Regions from separate parts of the Homo sapiens genome. Here region 2 is linked to region 1. Evidence: chromatin contacts called from ENCODE Hi-C or POLR2A ChIA-PET data. All regions are on one chromosome and are shown on one strand. Each heading gives the region's core, a stretch centred on a gene start or an enhancer-like site at or near the end of the contact. The rest is flanking DNA. Distances are from core to core; before and after follow the strand shown. Region 1 holds the start of AMMECR1L (AMMECR1 like). Region 2 overlaps HS6ST1 (heparan sulfate 6-O-sulfotransferase 1).

Region 1 (4,992 bases), core at 1,629-4,128:
AGTGGACTCTTAACCATTACTACATATTCTTTTTTTTTTTTTTTTTTTTTTGAGATGGAGTTTCGCTCTTGTTGCCCAGGCTGGATGGAGTGCAATGGCGCGATCTCAGCTCACCGCAAACTCTGCCTCCCAGGTTCAAGCAATTCTCCTGCCTCAGCCTCCCGAGTAGCTGGAATTACAGGTATGCACCACCACGCCCGGCTAATTTTGTATTTTTAGTAGAGACGGGGTTTCTCCATGTTGAGGCTGGTCTCGAACTCCTGACCTCAGGTGATCCTCCTGCCTCGGCCTCCCAAAGTGCTGGGATTACAGGCGTGAGCCACCGCGCCCGGCCATTACTACATATTCTTAACCAACCGAGATAAGAAATAATAAAAGTTGTACATAAGGGAGGCAGACAATTTGTTTTGGGGTATTCTGATGAGTGGTATAGCTATGTCACAGCAGATTGGGGTGACATTTGAGGATCATGCAGAAGCCTTGAACCACCCAGCGTCTCTGCAGTTCTCCTTTCCCAAGTATATTATCTGCCCGCTGCTTGCTGGTTTCCATCTTCGTTTATTCAGTTGAGCCACAAATAATTGTATGCCTATTACATACCAGGTTTCTGTATTATGTACAGGAAATGAGAAGATAAATAAGAGACAGCCTCTTCCATATTTATGGCATATACTGCCCTCATTTTAGTTTCTTCCTCCTGTTCATAATTTCATTGTTTGTTTTTGCATCAGTTCAAACTGTTGCTTGCTTATGTGAGGTGACCTCAAAGTGACTTTTTGAAAGTCCTGACCCTTTGCCTTTCAACATCATTTAAGAACAGCAATAGCATCTGGATCTTCTCAGTAAAATGCCTTTTCAACAGCTCAAAGCAAGGCTTGTTTTTGTTTTAATTTGGGAATGTTTCAAGTGAAACTTAGTTCCATCATTTAATTCCTGGCAGCCCAATAACGAGGGGGCAATAACTCCCTTATCTGTGGGCTATTTAATGACTATATAGTACCATCCTGGGAGCAATAGACTAAGGCCTTCTTCCAGATGCCATGTTTTAAGGTTTTCAGCTGGAAAGACCGTCACTCCGTAAAATTTATTTTGATTATTTTAAGTCAGGATTTGGCCTTCTTATTCAGAAACAAAAAGAAAAAAACTGGCCCCTGGCTTTCTGCCTCCTGCACTTCTGGCTCTAGGCCATATGATCATCTAATTTCTAGTTTTTCAGGCAGACAGAGAAGGTTAGAAACTGGCAACCGTGTCCTCAACAGCAGATAAGCGTATCAAGTCTGTAACAGGAATTAAGAAGACTGCTATAGAATTTTTTTTTTAAGTCACCTCCTGTTTCACAAAGCATAGCTGTCTCTTCCTTTTCGTCCTCCTTGCCCATTCTCTTGGAGAAGTCCAGGTCCAAGAGGCACCAGACACTCAATTGACTAGGGTTTTGCTGCCTATAGGTAATTATGCTAAAAGTCTAGAGTAGTAGATCTTATGCTCGCATAATTATGCATTCTAGAGCAGAAGGTTTTTGCTGGAAAGCTTCACTGTTAGATATGATTTGCATTTTTTACTAGATACTTGTCTTTGGTCTTTGAGGACAAACATATCAAGGATTCCTTTGTGCATCAACAGAAAAGCAAAACACAAAACAGCCTATATGTGAGCATGGGGCCGTATTTTAATACAAGAAAGACATTGCTCTAGAACATGGCTCGCCTTTGCTTCAGGGCCTAGCAGTTTATTTTAGCCATAAGGGTAAGGGAGCAGGTCAGAAATGACTTTTAGTGTAATCCTATCTGTAATTAAAAATACAAATGCTGTCATAAGATCAAATGTTATCAAAAATCAGTATTTAAAATTAAATTTACCCCCAAATTTCTTTCAAAAAAAATTTGTAATGTTCTTTTTCAGTGAAGCCTTTGCACTGCTAGAGCTGAAGAATGTGATCAATCGGCTTGTTGAATAATCCTGCACAGTAGGTATTCCGCTGAAGCCAACTCTAGCTGGGGGCTCGAGAGCGAAAGACACAGATGGGGCCCTGCCGCCCCTCGAAGAGTCGGATGGGCGCGCCCGTCCCCGGTGCATCAAGAGGCTGGCCCGGCCAGGGGCGAGCGGCTGGCACCGAACCCCGCGCACTTCGCCGCGGGCGGGGCTGGGCCGTAGTCGGCTCGATTTAAGGCTGGTATCCAAGGCTGCGGCCGGTCAGGCGAGGCGAGGCGAGGCGACGTGAGCGAGGGTGCTTAGGGAGAACAGCCGCTGGCAGCTCAATGCTGGGTGGCTAACGCTCGACGGTGCCTGGCAGCAACCCGGCCGACAACCCGACGCGGATCCCGAGCTGCGTCGCGGACAATGCTGCGGGCCCGTCCCGGACTACGACTCCCGACGGGCTCTGCGACCGCTCCGGGGCGGCCCAGCGTGCACTGCGCCGGCCAGTTTTGACAGCCGGGCGCCCTACTCGGCTAGCTCTGCTCCCAGCCAGGGACGCTGGCCTTCTCGCGGCTTTCCCCCGATGTCTCTCTTTATTCCAGCTGCCTGAAACTCGGTCCCACGAATGGCAGGCAGCGTCCAAAATTCAACCCCGTAAAGCCAGCACCAGCCAATAAAGCGCACGGATGGAGGCCACGTGACAGCAGTGGGCCGGCCCTCCGGCTGAGCCCTGATCTCTATGGTTTCCGCGGCTCGCTAGAAGGAGTGTGGTCCACTGGAGGACTCCCTACATTCTTCCTCCATTACCTCACTGCCTCCGGTGGCTGCTGGGATACCGGAGGACTCGGGTCCCGGCTCGACTCAGTCCTCCAGCCGCCCGGGGAATACCTCTAGTTCTTCCCGGCCGCCGCCGCCGCCGCCGCCCCGCCGCTTCCTCCTCCGCCCGCCGGCCTCCTTCGCCCCGCCCCGTCCGCGCAGCGCGTCCGGCCCGCCCGCAGGCCAGCTTCTCTCGGGAGCCCCCACCCAGGCGCATGGCTCCATGAAGCAAGAGGAGGAGGCAGAGCGCGAGAGGTCCCGTCCGCCCCAGCCGCGTCTGGGCCAGGAGAAAAGGTGGGAAACTCGGGCTGCGCCGCACCCTTCTCCCCGCTGCCGGGCCAGGCCTCCCTCGGTCCGCCGCCGCCTTGCCCGCCGGGCCTGTTCTCGCCGGGGCGGGCGGCGGGGCCGGGAAGAGACCCCGCGGTCCTGGGGCGAGGGTCCGGGGGCAGCGGGGGGGAGGAGTCCCGGGCGGCGGGCGGGGCCTCAGGCCATGTCCCAGCGGAGGGCAGGGGGTCGGGAGGCACTGCCGGGGAGGGGCGGGCGGCGCCGTGCCCCGGGCCGCGAGGCTCGGCTCCCGCTCCTGGTCCTTGTCTGCACTCCCTCCAGGAAGCAGGCTCGCTCGCTGTAAAGTTTGGTGGTCTCCGGCGCCGCCTGGTGGCCCCCACCCACCGTCCCGCCGCCCCGCCGCCCCCTCCCCCGCCCGGCGTCTGGATTCCACCCCCGCGGCTCGGCCCAAGCTGCTCTACCCGTCGCTCCATCGTCTCCCCAACTCCCCAGCGCCCCGGACCCTCTTTCCTCATACCCTCGTTTCTCACCTTTCACCCTGTCCCTCGGCCCGCTTTTCCCCTCCCCGCTCTGTCCTGTCGTTTTCTTAACACTCTTCACACGCGCACTTTCTCCTCCTCCTCTTCTCTTTTTCGCACCCCTACTCTTGGGCCCTCCTTCCTTAACCTCCGCTGGCCCCCCATTCCATGATCCGTCCACCTGACACGCTGGGTTTCATGCCTCTCTTTCCCAGGCTGTGGGTTGTGCCCTTCACTCCTTGCCCTCCTACATTCCCTGTCCTGATCTGAACTCCTCTCCTTGCCATGCTCCCTCACCCTTATCCCTCTGGGCCTTATCCTCTTTCACTGCCCTCTCCTAGGATAGAGTGGGTGGGGCCTCTCCCACCCACAGGAGATGTAAACAGTCTCCTGTTTACTTACATCTTTGGGAGTAGCTCAATTCTCTAGTAGTGGGGAGAGTTGGTGAAGAGATCAGGAAGAGATTTCTTCGAGACTAAGGATGGATGACCCTTAGCAACAGTGACCGTCTCCTCCCGGCATAGCAAGATGGCCTGCCCTCAGGTCCCTGCCTCTGGCGTGCTGTCCAGTAATTCTTCAGTTCTGTCTTTGCAGAGGATTGGGAAATTTATTTGTGTTCTGAAACCGGCGGAGAGCTTTTAAATGGTCTCTTCTGGCCTGAGAGCAACTTTTGCTCTGCATCTGTGGTGGGGAAGTTTTAATGTGCGTCTCATGCTCGAGTTCAATAAATAAAACCTTTGATTCTCAGTGTCCTCCCTTCTTGCTGATGACGCTAAGGATGAGATGATTCAGGGCATGGGACTTCACGGCTGCCTCAGATTTAGAGTTTGCAAGGTTTTGAAATAAGGAGAGCCTGTTCTCTAGCTATTTGCTGTGCCCCCCACCCCCCCGAAATTGCTCTGTCGAGTTGTGATTTTTCAGAAACCGTATCTATCTTACCTCTGCACTACCTGGGTGTTTGTTCACTGCACCTGCATTTCCGTCTTAGGTACAGGAAGAAGGAATGGAATCGGAAGGAAGAAAATTCATTCCAGAGACAAAATAGCTCCCCTCCTCTGTTGTAGCTGTTCCTCTGGCAATACAAACTTTCTGCTTTCAGTGAGTATTATCTTGGGCATATTTAGAGTAGAGCATCGTTGTAGTTTTTGATTTTAGGCATGTGCTAGGATTTTGGGATGTAGGTGTGTTTTCATTTGTATTTTTCTACTTCCATGAGGGGGTCCTAATGTTGATGAAGTTTTTCCGCTTGTTCCCTTTTAAAATAATTTAAATATGCAAAGGCAAGTTTGTTTTTCATACTCCCATTAGAGTGAGCTAGGTGGTGGCGTGGCATGATCTTTCCTTTATATTTCTAGTTTGTAAGGTCTGGCTCCTCACCCTTCCCAAATGAGTTTCTCAATACAACCAAAGAGGTTGTCTTAAGTTTTAGGGTAATTAACTCAGAGGTTAATGCAGTTCC
Region 2 (4,979 bases), core at 1,453-3,952, 420 kb before region 1:
CTGACTGTGCCCATTTGACAAAAGGCTGTCTCTACCAGGATCTCCAGAAAGCTCTGGCCCTCTCTGGCCAGCAGCCAGGATGTAGAGACTGTGCACATCTGTCCTGGTGCCCAGGTCGTGAGACCCTGTGGGTGGCAGCCTGACCCCACCCCCAGCCATCTGAGAACCTCGAGACCCAACCAAGAGGAACCCAGGGTCAAGAGGAGGAAGGGGTGGATGCCACGTGATGCTGGCCCTGCACAGAGGCTCGCCTGGCTGAGGGCCCAGGCCTTGTTCCTCGGATGCAGTGGTTCCTCCCTTCCCTAGACCCCACCAGCTGCTATCACCCCCTACATGGTATCTCCAGGGGTGTAACTGGGGAGCCTTGTGGAGTTTCACCTCTGTTCCCACTGCAGGCTTAGCTGGGTGCGGCTCGCAGGTGAAGACCCCATGCACTGTGCTCCACCCCACCCCTGCCTCCCTGCAGCCTCGCTCAGCACCACTGTCCTGCGTTTCACATGTTTCCTGCCCTTGTGTTTATGCTTTCGCTGTAGATGTGTGTATTCCTTAAATGATACACAGTGCTGTTTTGATGTTACTAACTTTCCAGAACCCTTATCAAACTCTGCTTGACCTTCTGCAACTTGCCGTCTTCACTCAGCCTTGTTTTGAGATTTATCCCTGTTGGTCCCTGACATGCGTGTTTAATTCATTGACTGCTGGACTTAACATCAAGGTAGTCCAGACGGATCTCTGCTTGGTTCTAATGCAGCTGCGGGGAGCAATTCACTTTGGCCATCACAGTCCAGGTGCGGCCACGGTGCTCGCTCATGGTCCCTATGTGTCCCTAGGAGTGTGTCAGAGGGAGGTTCTCCTCACCACCATGCTGTGCCCGTGGTTCCCGATTGTTTGGGCGGGCACTCTTGGCTCATTTCTGCCAGGCCAGGAGCCAGGAAATGGGACCTCTGTGCTCTTAGTGCATGTTTCCCCATGGCAGAGAGATAGCATCTTACCATGTGTTTATCGGTCAGTGAGGTCTCTTCCACCGACCTGTTCACGTCTTTGGCCTGTTTTCCCCTACAGGGTTGTTTGTGCTTCGCGTATTGGTTCGTAAGCGTTCTTTATGTGTCCTGGTGCCAGGTTCCATGGGTAGCATGCTCCCCGCTTCTCTCCTCCTGTTCATCATTTCTCCATGTGTGGACTTGGGCCTGTGGCATCCCGGTGCCTGCACCAGGTAGGGCCAGGCTGGCCCAGGTACATCCCATCTTCCAGCTGAGTCACATGCCAAGAAGAGGTATGCCTGCTGACCTCTGAACCCCATGGGACCCTGCTGGTGGTGAGAGCTCAGCTGGGGGCTTGTTAGTGTGAGCAGGTGGACAGATGGCAGCTGACCAGCATCCTCCCTGCAGCGTGCACCCCCCAGGGCCTTCCCTGGAGATCCTCAGCAGTGCCCACGGTGGCACCTGCACAGCCCTGAGCCCAGGAAGGCCAGACAAGCAGACAGTTCCTCACGTGCCAGGGCCCCTCACAGCGATTTTGCCGCATGTGTTGGAGTCCCTTTGAGATTGAGTTGGAAGGAAACCCAACTAAAACCGCCTAAAACCAGAGCCTGGAACCCACGGCTCTGAAGTCACAGGGACCCCCCCACCCCAACTCCCAGTGAAAATCTGGGTGGGCGTTTCCCAGAGGGAAGCCTGCCTGTGTCACCCCCCAAGCCCGGCCAAAGAGCTGAATGTCCACGCCCTGTGCCTCAGCCTCCCCCCATGACAGTGACGACACTGCTGTCTGTGCCTCCAGCCTGGTGCCTGGCCCTGCCCTCACTCCCCAGGCCCCTTGGGCACCGTCTGCTGCGGGCGCACCCAGGGCTGTCCCTGTGGGGCACTGCTGTATGGATAAAGCTTTTCGCACCCCCTCAGAAAGGAGCATGGGGGTGGTAGCCCCCTCATCATCCCAGCCTTGGAATGTGCCCCCACCCCATGTGACCCCAGCCCCATATTTGCAGTACCCCTGCTGCCATGCCCCCACTGGCTTGGGACAGAAGGGCCTACACATCACCATCCACCTGAGAATTAGAAAGCGCCTTCTGCTGCAGGGCTTGCAGGAACAAATGTTTACAGCCCCTAGGCGGCAGGGGGAGCATCTCCCCTCTGAGTTATGAGCTTTAGAGGCTCCTGTGTAAATATTTACCTCTCTAGAGCATTGGTGACCGTGGGAGATCGGGATCTGTAAGCACTGAGGTTTTCTGTTTGCGTCATCGTGGCCAGGGTGGGGTGGGGGTGTCGTCCTGGAGCAGGGAGCCAGGCTGTGGAGCGTGCAGCTGCGTTCTCCCTGGAATCCTGGTCCACATTCCCTGGCAGAGAAATCTTCGCAGCGGCGCGGCCACGTCCTCCAGCCCGACCACAGTTGATGGAGGGAAAGCCAGGGAAGGCACTGTCCTGTGGAGTGACACCAGCGTGCTAGCCCTGCTGAGGAGCGGAGGCACAAAGGAGGGCATTCCTGTCCCGAGGGTGCAGTCTGGGAGCAGGGAGGGGCTGTGACAGTCTCATTCAGGCCTCACTGTCAGGGGCGCTGTTTTGCAGATGAGTAAACTGAGACTCAAAGAGCCTAAATAACTCATCACCTAAGGTCACCGGTGGCAGAGCTGGGATTCACACACAGGCCTGTGCCTGCAGGATTTCCCCCAAACTCCTCCCAGTGACAAGTCGCAGGCAGGTCACTCCCCAGAGTGGGGGAGCCAGGCGTGTGGCTCATGTCCGCCACAGTGCCTGCCTCTGGGAGGGTAACGCAGCTGCTCTGCGAGCAGGTGGGCTCGCCAGGGAGTCCAGGATGGTGCAGGGAACCTGGGCAGGTCCTGAGGGACTGCTGGCCCACCCTCCTCAAGGTCCAGCTGAATGAGTGGCCTGCTGGAAGCAGCTGTCACCAGGTGTGATGCTTCAGCTCCCCTGAGAGGATCAAGGGCAGGCAGAGCAGATGGTCTCCCGGGGGAGTTGAGAGGGTTGTGATGTCACCCGTAAGGAGAGGCTCTGCCCAGGCACTAAGCCGGGGAGAAGGTAGGCCCCAGAGTGAGAGTGGGTTCCAGCTCTGCCTGGAGAACAAGGGCCTCAGCCAGCCGGGCTCCAACCCTTGCCACAGCCTCCTTCCTTCCCGCCCACTGCAGACCCCAGGGCTCCCGGTTGGAGGGGCTCGGCCCCTCCTCTTCTGCCTCTGTTCCCTCCTGGCAGGCAGGAAGGTGAGCAGGTCTGAGCAGTTGGTTTAGCTCACGCAAGTCCAGGCAGGGCCGCTTGTCGGCACACGTCCTGAACCCTGCAAAAGTTCAGGCCTCCCAAGTCATGCTTTAAAACTGTCCAAGCAGGCCCATCGGGAAGCCAGGCCCAGCAAGGAGGGGTTTGTTACTCTGCTTTCCTGGAAGCTGGGCTGGCAACGTTCCCAGCAGAGAACATCATTCTTACAAAGTAGAGGGGTGTCAGGTTTCAGCCAAGTGGGTAAAAGGCAGGTATTGGGATTGGTGTGGCTGTTCCAGGACAGGAGCAAACCCCCATCCTTCAGCAAGTGGGTCAAATGGGGACCCAGGCAGGCAATGGGTCAGGCCAGCAAAGGCTGGAGAATCCAGAATGGAGAGCTTAGGAGGCCCTCATAGCAGGGAGCTGCCTCCTGCATGACACTGACCCTGTGCATTCCACACAGATCACAGGCACTGCCCTGGGCCACCAGGAAGGCCCTGGGGACCATGTTCCATGGGTTGCCACAGAGCCAGGGGATGATGGCCTGCAAGTGTGTGTGGGTGCTCAGTCACCCGCCCTCCCCAGTGCAGCCCAGCCCAGCTGCAGGAGAGGAAGGTAGCCATTCCTGAGTGTCATGAGATGCTGAGTGCTCCAGGGTGGGTCCTCTCACTGACCCAGTGAGGGCTGCCACTGCTGTGCGACACTGCTGTGAGCACTCTGATGGGACACAGTGTCACTGTCCCTGTTCTCTGGTACATGGGTGCCTCCATATCTTCCCAGTGGCAGAGGGTTTTTGGCCAGCATCTGACTACAGCGGCTGTGTGCATTGCTGCAGTGCTGGGCTCTCCCGAGAGGGGACCCACGGGCAGAGGTCACCAGCCAACCCAGGGACCTTTCTGGAGTCCTGTGCAGCTGTCCATTAGCAAGGCAGCCTCCGAGGGATGCCAGGGCCTTACAGTCTGTGACAGGTACTTGTTTCGTCCTCCTGCCCCTTAGCCAAAGACAGCTTAGTGCCCAGGCAGTGGTCCTGGTCCTGAGGGGCTAGAGGCCCTCCTCTCACCAGGCCTGTACCATGCACCATCTCTGTCCCTGGGGAGCACCCACACAGGGAGACCCAGTTTCTAAAGGCTCGGACACACTTCAAGAGGACGAGCATGGCTGGCAGCATCCCCCAGCGTAGGGGTCGGGGAGGGGGAGCTATATTAGGGTTCTCCAGAGGGACAGAACTTATAGGATATATAGAGACAGGTGAAAGAGGATTTATTGGGGGAATAGGCTTATGCAATTAGGGAGACTAAGATGACCCGAGATCTGCCATCTGCAAGCTGGAGAACCAGGGAAGCCAGCGAGCAGGCTTAGTCCAAGGCCAAAGGCCTGAGAACCTGGGGGCTGTGGTGTTAGGTCCCAGAGCCCAAAGGCCCGAGAACCTGGAGTTCTGATGTCCAAGGGCAAGAAGATGAGTGTCCCAGCTCCAGAAGAGAGAGGAGATTCACCCTTCCTCCACCTTCCTGTTCTGTTGAGGCGTGCGGTAGATTGGAAGATCTCTGCTCACGCTGGAGAAGTCAGTCTTCTTTTCTCAATCCACCCATTCAAATGCCAATCACAGACATACCCAGAAACAAAGCTTTACCAGCAATCTTGGTGTCTTTTAACCCAGTGAAGTTGACACCTAAAAGTAGCCACCACAGTGGCCTTTGGGTGAGGACCTGGGCACCCACACTGGGCTGCAGTAGCGTTCTCCCAAGGGAGCCTCAGCCATTTATTTCTAGGCACCTCCCA

The links. Hi-C counts contacts between places; a loop is a spot of excess contacts on that map. ChIA-PET counts read pairs that join two places held with the same protein, here RNA polymerase II (POLR2A). Pooled maps may share reads with other maps.
Region 2: a pooled map shows a loop between it and region 1 (2.7-fold over the local background). The contact joins the enhancer-like site here to the promoter of AMMECR1L in region 1. A Hi-C loop is called at or near these places in 3 of 168 maps with a recorded cell type or tissue (PC-9, gastrocnemius medialis and ovary) and 13 of 50 pooled maps. POLR2A ChIA-PET finds 5 or more read pairs at or near these places in 1 of 52 experiments (activated CD4-positive, alpha-beta T cell).

Annotation. Positions count from the first base shown.
Region 1 is chr2:127,883,842-127,888,833 of GRCh38, reverse strand. AMMECR1L (AMMECR1 like) reads left to right here and starts at 2,878. Exons shown (of 8, transcript NM_001199140.2): 1 at 2,878-3,024; 2 at 4,522-4,631. It overlaps LOC107985944 (a long non-coding RNA gene), which reads right to left and starts at 1,716. Exons shown (of 2, transcript XR_001739707.2): 1 at 1-1,716. It also overlaps the pseudogene LOC107985803. RefSeq lists silencers at 1,998-2,047, 2,758-2,927, 2,938-2,987 and enhancers at 2,278-2,537, 2,548-2,627, 2,412-3,007.
Region 2 is chr2:128,303,679-128,308,657 of GRCh38, reverse strand. All of the region lies in intron 1 of HS6ST1 (heparan sulfate 6-O-sulfotransferase 1), which reads left to right. Among named protein-coding and RNA genes, the nearest start is that of HS6ST1, 13 kb to the left of the region's middle. Within about 2 kb of position 2,702, at least 27 of the 41 ENCODE cell types and tissues checked have a DNase peak (open chromatin) inside an H3K27ac peak, as active enhancers do; they include PC-9, gastrocnemius medialis and ovary, where a contact is called at or near this core.